2 separate regions of the Homo sapiens genome follow, and region 2 is linked to region 1. A link is a contact called in ENCODE Hi-C or POLR2A ChIA-PET data. All regions are on one chromosome and are shown on one strand. Each heading gives the region's core, a stretch centred on a gene start or an enhancer-like site at or near the end of the contact. The rest is flanking DNA. Distances are from core to core; before and after follow the strand shown.

Region 1 (4,056 bases), core at 881-3,380:
TTTATTCAGGAGAGGGGTGGGAAGAATACTGGATCTGGAGTCAGAAGACTTGGGCAGGGGCTGTCCCTGGATCTCCTGGAGCAGGATGACCTTACACAGTTACTCAACTCCCAAAACTGCCATTTCCTCCTCCACACAGGTAAGGGTGGCACTACCGACCATCAACCTCCCAGGGAATTGGGCAAACCAAGTGGGATGAGACAGGTATAAGCTCTTTGCAAACCATGGAGCCCAAGTTTCCCAGCCAATACTCAGCAGAGCTGATTCAGGAACCTGATGCAGGCTGTCTGTCTCCAGTTATTTCCTTTTTTTTTTTTGCCCCGCTTTCCCCACCTCCAGAGTCGATGGGACCAGAACAGCCACAGAGCCAAAGTCAAAGGGGCAGGGCTCCCCCAAAGACGTTCCCCCTCTGGAAAAGTCAAAACCGACCTTGAGGTAAGGAGAGGCCCTCGACCAGGCCAGAAGATGAGACTGAGAGTCAAGAATCGCCATAGACCCAGGACTTGCTATATGCCCAGCCTTCCTGGAGATGTCAACATCTACAGGAAAGTAACTTGCTTCTATTGGACTTGGCTTGAGCCCAAGGTCAGTCTGTGATGCCCAACCCCCAAATGTGAGGAACCCACTACCAAAACAGAAAGCAGCTCTCACTCCTGGTAGTTCATCAAGCAGGATAGGACCGGTCGCAGGCCACAGAGCCTGTGTGCAGTGGCTGAAAACCTAGACTCCTTGTCCTCACTTAGCTCATGCACAAATGCCAGCCTGCTGCTTCCGATTCTGCCGAAGAGAACTGCAGAGTAACCTTCAGGCTGCCCTCCCCACCTCCTATGGGAAATGAGCTTGTTCATGATCTCCAGCCTCCAGCTTCCTCTGGGGGCCTGCATCTATCTACTCAGTACCTGGTGGAAGAAGAGGGGGTGCTCTAGAAGGACAACCCTTTGCCTCTATTGTGTAAGATGCTTTCAGGCCCAACAGACCACTGATTCCCTTTTCTTCATAGTAAACTGTTAGAGGTAGACAGTATTATCTGTTCTTCCTTTCAACACCTGCCCTCCCCCAAACCGAAGCAGTGCACTGAAGACGGTAGCTCTGCAACCTCCTCCCACAGGGGCACCCACCGAGGGGCTCGCGCGGCTCTGGGCACCTCCCCTCCACCTCTGGGGGCTTTGGTTAGCGCAGCACAACCGCCGAGGTAATGATCCCGAATCCTCGAGGAGGCTAAGCAGGACCACGGGGCTGAGGCTCCGGGATGCTCGGGCGAGGCCCGAGGCGGGGCGGCCCACGGGCGCCGGTCGCCGGGCTCTGGAGCTGTGCATTGACCTCCGCCCGCCCCGTCCCTGCCTGGCTTTCTCGCCCAAACGGCCCGTGGCGCGGCCGCCGCCCTGGAGATGCGGCCAGGAGGAGCCGGCTGGAGGCGGGCGGGGGCCGCCCGGCTTGTGCGGCATCGCGAGTCGCATCCCGGCCGGGCGGGCGTCCGGGGCGGCGGCGCGGAAGGCCGTGCGGGGAATCGGCGGGCGGGGGCGGCCTCGGCGGGTGGGGACCACAGAGCCAAGCGGGGCAGGCCTGGGGCGGTGACCGGCGCGCCTGGCCGCTGCAGGCTGCGCGCGGGCCCTCTCTTACCGGCAGATCTGGATGGCGGACGGCGTCTCGACGTCTGGGCCCGACATGCTGGGGGCTGCGGCGGCGGATGCGGCGGGCGGCTGCAGAAGGGCGCAGGTGTCTGGCAGGCCCGGCGCGGAATGAATGAGCCCGGGCCGCGCCATAAAGGGGGAGGGCAGAGGTGGAGCGATGGGGCTGGTGAGGCGGGGCCTGCGCGCCGGGGGCAATCGAACGCGGCCTCCCCGCGCCGACCCCGCCCCCGCGCCGGCCCCACCCCGAGCCCCGCCTCCCAGGCCGCCAAGGCTGCAGAGAGCTCGCGCGGGCGTACGATTCTGGCGGCGTGGGGGCCCAGGCAGCCGCCGCTTCCAGAAGGTTCGGTGGCGGTTGGGCCGCGCCGGTGCGGGGAAGGCCCGCTAGCCGCGGCAGCCGCGCCCGACCCGGTGGCAGCCCCGAGGGAAGCGTCTGGGGCGGCCTAAGTGGCGGAGCAGGGCGGACTTGGGCCCTCACTCTCCGCGCGGCGGTAAATATTTGTGCTGGGCGTTCCCGGCCGCCCGCGCCGCCGATTCGCTGCCGCGCCCAGTGCCTGGGCGGCCGGATGAGGTCAGAGCGGAAGGCGCGGCCCGGGCTCCTGGCAGTGGGGCCTGATTCCCACCCCCGCCCCCAACCCACCCCGGCACCAGTCGCCCGCATCGCGGCTCTCGCTAAGATCGGCCCTAAGAGAGAATGGAAGGCTGTTTCCTAGAAAGGAGCATTGGTGGCGGCTGCTGGGAAGACACGGGGAATGGAACGGGCCTTTGCTTCCGCAGCACAAAGCGTCACGAGGTGGGGAGGAGGAAAGGCCGGCGACTATCTACACCGCCGCCTGCAGCTTTTACTGGGAGCGCTGAGCGCCAGCCTGGAGGTGCACGTGTTGCAGTGAGGAGCCCTGAAACATGCGTGTTTTACTGCACAAGATGTGCCCTTGAATGGAGTCTAGGCCAGTCGGGGTCACCAAAAAAAATCCACCAAAAAACACCCAAGAAGGGAGAAGCGGTCACCCCCCACGTGCTGGAATGACAGCTTTTTACTTGCTAGGCAGTTGGACCTTTTCCGAATTTTCTACAATGCACATAGATTTGTACTTACATCTTTAAATTAAAACCCACGCAACTCCGGCTCCCTAGTGCAATTTGAACAACCCATTTACACTCAGCTAGGTAGCTCTGAAGGAACTGTGCCTCACCCCGGTCACCCTTGAGTTACCAGACCGTGGAGGCAGCCCACAGCATGATCTGTAGCTCCCAGAAGCAGGGGCAGTCAAAGTCAGAACTCTGTGATTTCAAGACTTTTATACTAAGAATTTTGTTTTTCTGTTTTCTTTTTTTTTTTTTTTTTTTGAGACGGAGTCTTGCTCTGTTGCCCAGGCTGGAGTGCAGTGGTGCAATCTCAGCTCACTGCAAGCTCCGCCTCCCAGGTTCACGCCATTCTCCTGCCTCAGCCTCCCAAGTAGCTGGGACTACAGGCGCCTGCCACCACGCCCGGCTAATTTTTTGTATTTTTAGTAGAGACGGGGTTTCACTGTGTTAGCCAGGATGGTCTTGATCTCCTGACCTTGTGATCTGCCCGCCTCTGCCTCCCAAAGTGGTGGGATTACAGGCGTGAGCCACCACGCCTGGCCTGTTTTCTTTTTTTGATATAGAGTCTCGTTCTGTCGCCCAGGCTGGAATGCAGTGGTGTGATAGCTCACTGTAACCTCTGCCATCCAGTTTCAAGCAATTCTCCTGCCTCAACCACACTGAGTAGCTGGGACCATAGGCATGCACCACCACGTTTGGCTTATTTTTGTATTTTTAGTACAGATGTGTCCAGAATTGGTGGGTTCTTGGTCTCACCGACTTCAAGAATGAAGCCGCGGACCCTCGTGGTGAGTGTTACAGCTCTTAAGGTGGCGCATCTGGAGTTTCTTCCTTCTGGTGGGTTCGTGGTCTCCCTGGCTCAGGAGTGAAGCTGCAGACCTTCACAGTGAATGTTAACGGCTCATAAAGGCAGTGTGGACCCAAAGAGCGAAAGAACAACACTCCTACAGCGTGGAAGGGGACCAGAGTGGGTTGCCACTGCTGGCTCGGGCAGCCTGCTTTTATTCTCTCATCTAGCCCTACCCACATCCTGCTGATTGGTAGAGCAGAGTGGTCTGTTTTGACAGGGTGCTGATTGGTGTGTTTACAATCCCTGAGCTAGACACAAAGGTTCTCCATGTCCCCACCAGATTAGCTAGATAGAGTGTCGACACAAAGGTTCTCCAAGTCCCCACCAGCGTAGTTAGATACAGAGTGTTGATTGGTGCATTCACAAACCCTGAGCTAGACACAGGGTGCTGATTGGTGTGTTTACAAACCTTGAGCTAGATACAGAGTGCCGATTGGTGTATTTACAATCCCTTAGCTAGACATAAAGGTTCTCCATGTCCCCACCAGACTC
Region 2 (4,056 bases), core at 1,557-4,056, 190 kb after region 1:
TGCCAGTTAGCTTCAGGTTGGAGGACACCTGCTACCAGACAGAATTCTGATCAAGAGAATCAGCCACTGGGTGCGGTGGCTCATGCCTGTAATCCCAGCACTTTGGGAGGCTGAGGCGGGTGGATCACTTGAGGTCGGGAGTTCGAGACCAGCCTGGCCAACATGGTGAAACCCCATCTCTACCAAAAATATAAAAAATTAGCTGGGTGTGGTGGCGCGTGCCTGTAATCCCAGCTACTCGGGAGGCTGAGGCAGGAGAATCACTTGAACCCAGGAGGCGGAGGTTGCAGTGAGCCAAGATGCATTCCAGCCTGGACCACAAAGCGAGAATTCGTCCCCCCAAAAAAAGAAAGGAGGCCGGGCGCGGTGGCTCACACCTGTAATCCCAGCACTTTGGGAGGCCGAGGTGGGTGGATCACCTGAGGTCAGGAGTTCGAGACCAGCCTGACCAACATGGTGAAACCCCATCTCTACTAAAAATACAAAAAAAGTTAGCCGGGCGTTGTGGCGTGTGCCTGTAATTCCAGCTACTCGGGAGGCTGAGGCAGGAGAATTGCTTGAACCCGGGAGGCGGAGGTTGCAGTGAGCCAAGATTGCACCATTGCACTCCAGCCTGGGCGACAAGAGAAAAACTCTGTCTCAAAAAAAAAGAAAGAAAGAAAGAATTAGCCAACTGAAAGCCTTAGACTGAGGTGTGTCCTCTGTTAGAGAGCTGTCATCACAACTCCTACAAAAGCAGTCGTATCCTGAATTCAACCTCTTTCTCTAAATGAATATAGCTATTGTTCCCTTTGTGCCCTCTTGTCCTACTGTCCCTTCTGTTGCCCATGCCAAAGACAGCTAGCTCCTTGAACAGCTTGGCCTGAATACAGATACTAGCGTGTCTGCAGCAGAGAAAAAAACAGCATTCCCCATCCAGAAATGCAAGGTCAAGAACAGAGAGCAAATTAGGTAGCTAAGGACTCAGGTCCTTAGTTGGTGTCCAGGGGCCACATTCTTTCCTTTCACCATCTCTGTAGGGACAGGAATACTTCCCTTCTGTCCTCAGAGGGTCAGGACTCAGAGAAACCACAGAGCAGCAGCTCAGGAAAGTGGTTCATGGAAATGCTGGCAAGAGAGAGGGGTTACAATGCCCTCCCTTGGGAGCAGGCTGCTCCCATCAGATCGTAACCTCTCTGGTATGTGGGCAGAGCTACCAGGTTAAGGTCCTCCCTAGGGTTTGCAAAACCCTCATGGGATCATGAGCCATACAGAACCGACCTGTGTGTCTCCAGAGTCTGTAATTAACACAGGCATTTTGAGGAAATGCGTGGCCTCAGGCCCCACTCCCGGCTACCCCCATCCCACTATGCCTAGTATAGTCTAGCTGCCCTGGTACAATTCTCCCAGTATCTTGCAGGCCCCTATTTCCTATTCCTACTCTGCTCATCTGGCTCTCAGGAACCTTCTTGGCCTTCCCTTTCAGACCTCTACAGATGCCAGCCTTGTGGGAAAGAAGAGTGGGCACCTGAGGGAAGCCAGACCTGCTTCCCGCGCACTGTGGTGTTTTTGGCTTTGCGTGAGCACACCTCTTGGGTGCTGCTGGCAGCTAACACGCTGCTGCTGCTGCTGCTGCTTGGGACTGCTGGCCTGTTTGCCTGGCACCTAGACACCCCTGTGGTGAGGTCAGCAGGGGGCCGCCTGTGCTTTCTTATGCTGGGCTCCCTGGCAGCAGGTAGTGGCAGCCTCTATGGCTTCTTTGGGGAACCCACAAGGCCTGCGTGCTTGCTACGCCAGGCCCTCTTTGCCCTTGGTTTCACCATCTTCCTGTCCTGCCTGACAGTTCGCTCATTCCAACTAATCATCATCTTCAAGTTTTCCACCAAGGTACCTACATTCTACCACGCCTGGGTCCAAAACCACGGTGCTGGCCTGTTTGTGATGATCAGCTCAGCGGCCCAGCTGCTTATCTGTCTAACTTGGCTGGTGGTGTGGACCCCACTGCCTGCTAGGGAATACCAGCGCTTCCCCCATCTGGTGATGCTTGAGTGCACAGAGACCAACTCCCTGGGCTTCATACTGGCCTTCCTCTACAATGGCCTCCTCTCCATCAGTGCCTTTGCCTGCAGCTACCTGGGTAAGGACTTGCCAGAGAACTACAACGAGGCCAAATGTGTCACCTTCAGCCTGCTCTTCAACTTCGTGTCCTGGATCGCCTTCTTCACCACGGCCAGCGTCTACGACGGCAAGTACCTGCCTGCGGCCAACATGATGGCTGGGCTGAGCAGCCTGAGCAGCGGCTTCGGTGGGTATTTTCTGCCTAAGTGCTACGTGATCCTCTGCCGCCCAGACCTCAACAGCACAGAGCACTTCCAGGCCTCCATTCAGGACTACACGAGGCGCTGCGGCTCCACCTGACCAGTGGGTCAGCAGGCACGGCTGGCAGCCTTCTCTGCCCTGAGGGTCGAAGGTCGAGCAGGCCGGGGGTGTCCGGGAGGTCTTTGGGCATCGCGGTCTGGGGTTGGGACGTGTAAGCGCCTGGGAGAGCCTAGACCAGGCTCCGGGCTGCCAATAAAGAAGTGAAATGCGTATCTGGTCTCCTGTCGTGGGAGAGTGTGAGGTGTAACGGATTCAAGTCTGAACCCAGAGCCTGGAAAAGGCTGACCGCCCAGATTGACGTTGCTAGGCAACTCCGGAGGCGGGCCCAGCGCCAAAAGAACAGGGCGAGGCGTCGTCCCCGCATCCCATTGGCCGTTCTCTGCGGGGCCCCGCCCTCGGGGGCCGGAGCTAGAAGCTCTACGCTTCCGAGGCGCACCTCCTGGCCTGCACGCTTTGACGTCACGTCCGGCGCGGAGACGGTGGAGTCTCCGCACTGTCGGCGGGGTACGCATAGCCGGGCACTAGGTTCGTGGGCTGTGGAGGCGACGGAGCAGGGGGCCAGTGGGGCCAGCTCAGGGAGGACCTGCCTGGGTGAGGAGGGCGCGGGGTGAGGGAGGGAGGGGCTGCGGGCCGCCGTGGCTGCCTTCCGCTCGGCCGCTCGGGACCTGTGGGCGCGGCGTGGGCTTCGCTCACCTGTCCCCGGCTGCCGCCCTCCGCCGTCCGGGATCCTCTCACTGTGCCGGGCCAGTCCGTTCGCTCTCATCCCATGTCTCCTTTCCCCAAACTTGGATTTTTCTCACCAGGCCCTTCTTCACGACCCTGGCCCCCCATCCAGCATCCCCCCTGGCCAATCCAATATGGCCCCCGGCCCCCGGGAGGCTGTCAGTGTGTTCCAGCCCTCCGCGTGCACCCCTCACCCTGACCCAAGCCCTCGTGCTGATAAATATGATTATTTGAGTAGAGGCCAACTTCCCGTTTCTCTCTCTTGACTCCAGGAGCTTTCTCTTGCATACCCTCGCTTAGGCTGGCCGGGGTGTCACTTCTGCCTCCCTGCCCTCCAGACCATGGACGGCTCCTTCGTCCAGCACAGTGTGAGGGTTCTGCAGGAGCTCAACAAGCAGCGGGAGAAGGGCCAGTACTGCGACGCCACTCTGGACGTGGGGGGCCTGGTGTTTAAGGCACACTGGAGTGTCCTTGCCTGCTGCAGTCACTTTTTCCAGAGCCTCTACGGGGATGGCTCAGGGGGCAGTGTCGTCCTCCCTGCTGGCTTCGCTGAGATCTTTGGCCTCTTGTTGGACTTTTTCTACACTGGTCACCTCGCTCTCACCTCAGGGAACCGGGATCAGGTGCTCCTGGCAGCCAGGGAGTTGCGAGTGCCAGAGGCCGTAGAGCTGTGCCAGAGCTTCAAGCCCAAAACTTCAGTGGGACAGGCAGCAGGTGGCCAGAGTGGGCTGGGGCCCCCTGCCTCCCAGAATGTGAACAGCCACGTCAAGGAGCCGGCAGGCTTGGAAGAAGAGGAAGTTTCGAGGACTCTGGGTCTAGTCCCCAGGGATCAGGAGCCCAGAGGCAGTCATAGTCCTCAGAGGCCCCAGCTCCATTCCCCAGCTCAGAGTGAGGGCCCCTCCTCCCTCTGTGGGAAACTGAAGCAGGCCTTGAAGCCTTGTCCCCTTGAGGACAAGAAACCCGAGGACTGCAAAG

What was found. A loop is a pair of places that touch in the nucleus more often than their neighbours do. ChIA-PET counts read pairs that join two places held with the same protein, here RNA polymerase II (POLR2A). Pooled maps may share reads with other maps.
Region 2: a loop to region 1 is called in a pooled map, with 11 times the contacts of the local background. The contact joins the promoter of ZBTB48 here to the promoter of ACOT7 in region 1. A Hi-C loop is called at or near these places in 1 of 37 single-sample maps with no recorded cell type and 10 of 50 pooled maps. POLR2A ChIA-PET finds 5 or more read pairs at or near these places in 4 of 52 experiments (CD4-positive, alpha-beta memory T cell, GM10248, activated B cell and 1 more).

What each region holds. Positions count from the first base shown.
Region 1 is chr1:6,391,637-6,395,692 of GRCh38, forward strand. It overlaps ACOT7 (acyl-CoA thioesterase 7), which reads right to left and starts at 2,131. Exons shown (of 9, transcript NM_007274.4): 1 at 1,621-2,131. The coding sequence starts at 1,763. RefSeq lists silencers at 1,442-1,531, 1,802-2,251 and enhancers at 1,480-1,991, 1,992-2,504, 2,505-3,015, 3,768-4,056.
Region 2 is chr1:6,577,188-6,581,243 of GRCh38, forward strand. ZBTB48 (zinc finger and BTB domain containing 48) reads left to right here and starts at 2,807. Exons shown (of 11, transcript NM_005341.4): 1 at 2,807-2,949; 2 at 3,354-4,056. The coding sequence starts at 3,423. It overlaps TAS1R1 (taste 1 receptor member 1), which reads left to right. Exons shown (of 6, transcript NM_138697.4): 6 at 1,466-2,568. The coding sequence ends at 2,397. It overlaps LOC107984912 (a long non-coding RNA gene), which reads right to left and starts at 2,246. Exons shown (of 3, transcript XR_002958250.1): 1 at 2,160-2,246. RefSeq lists an enhancer at 2,191-2,890 and a silencer at 2,942-3,071.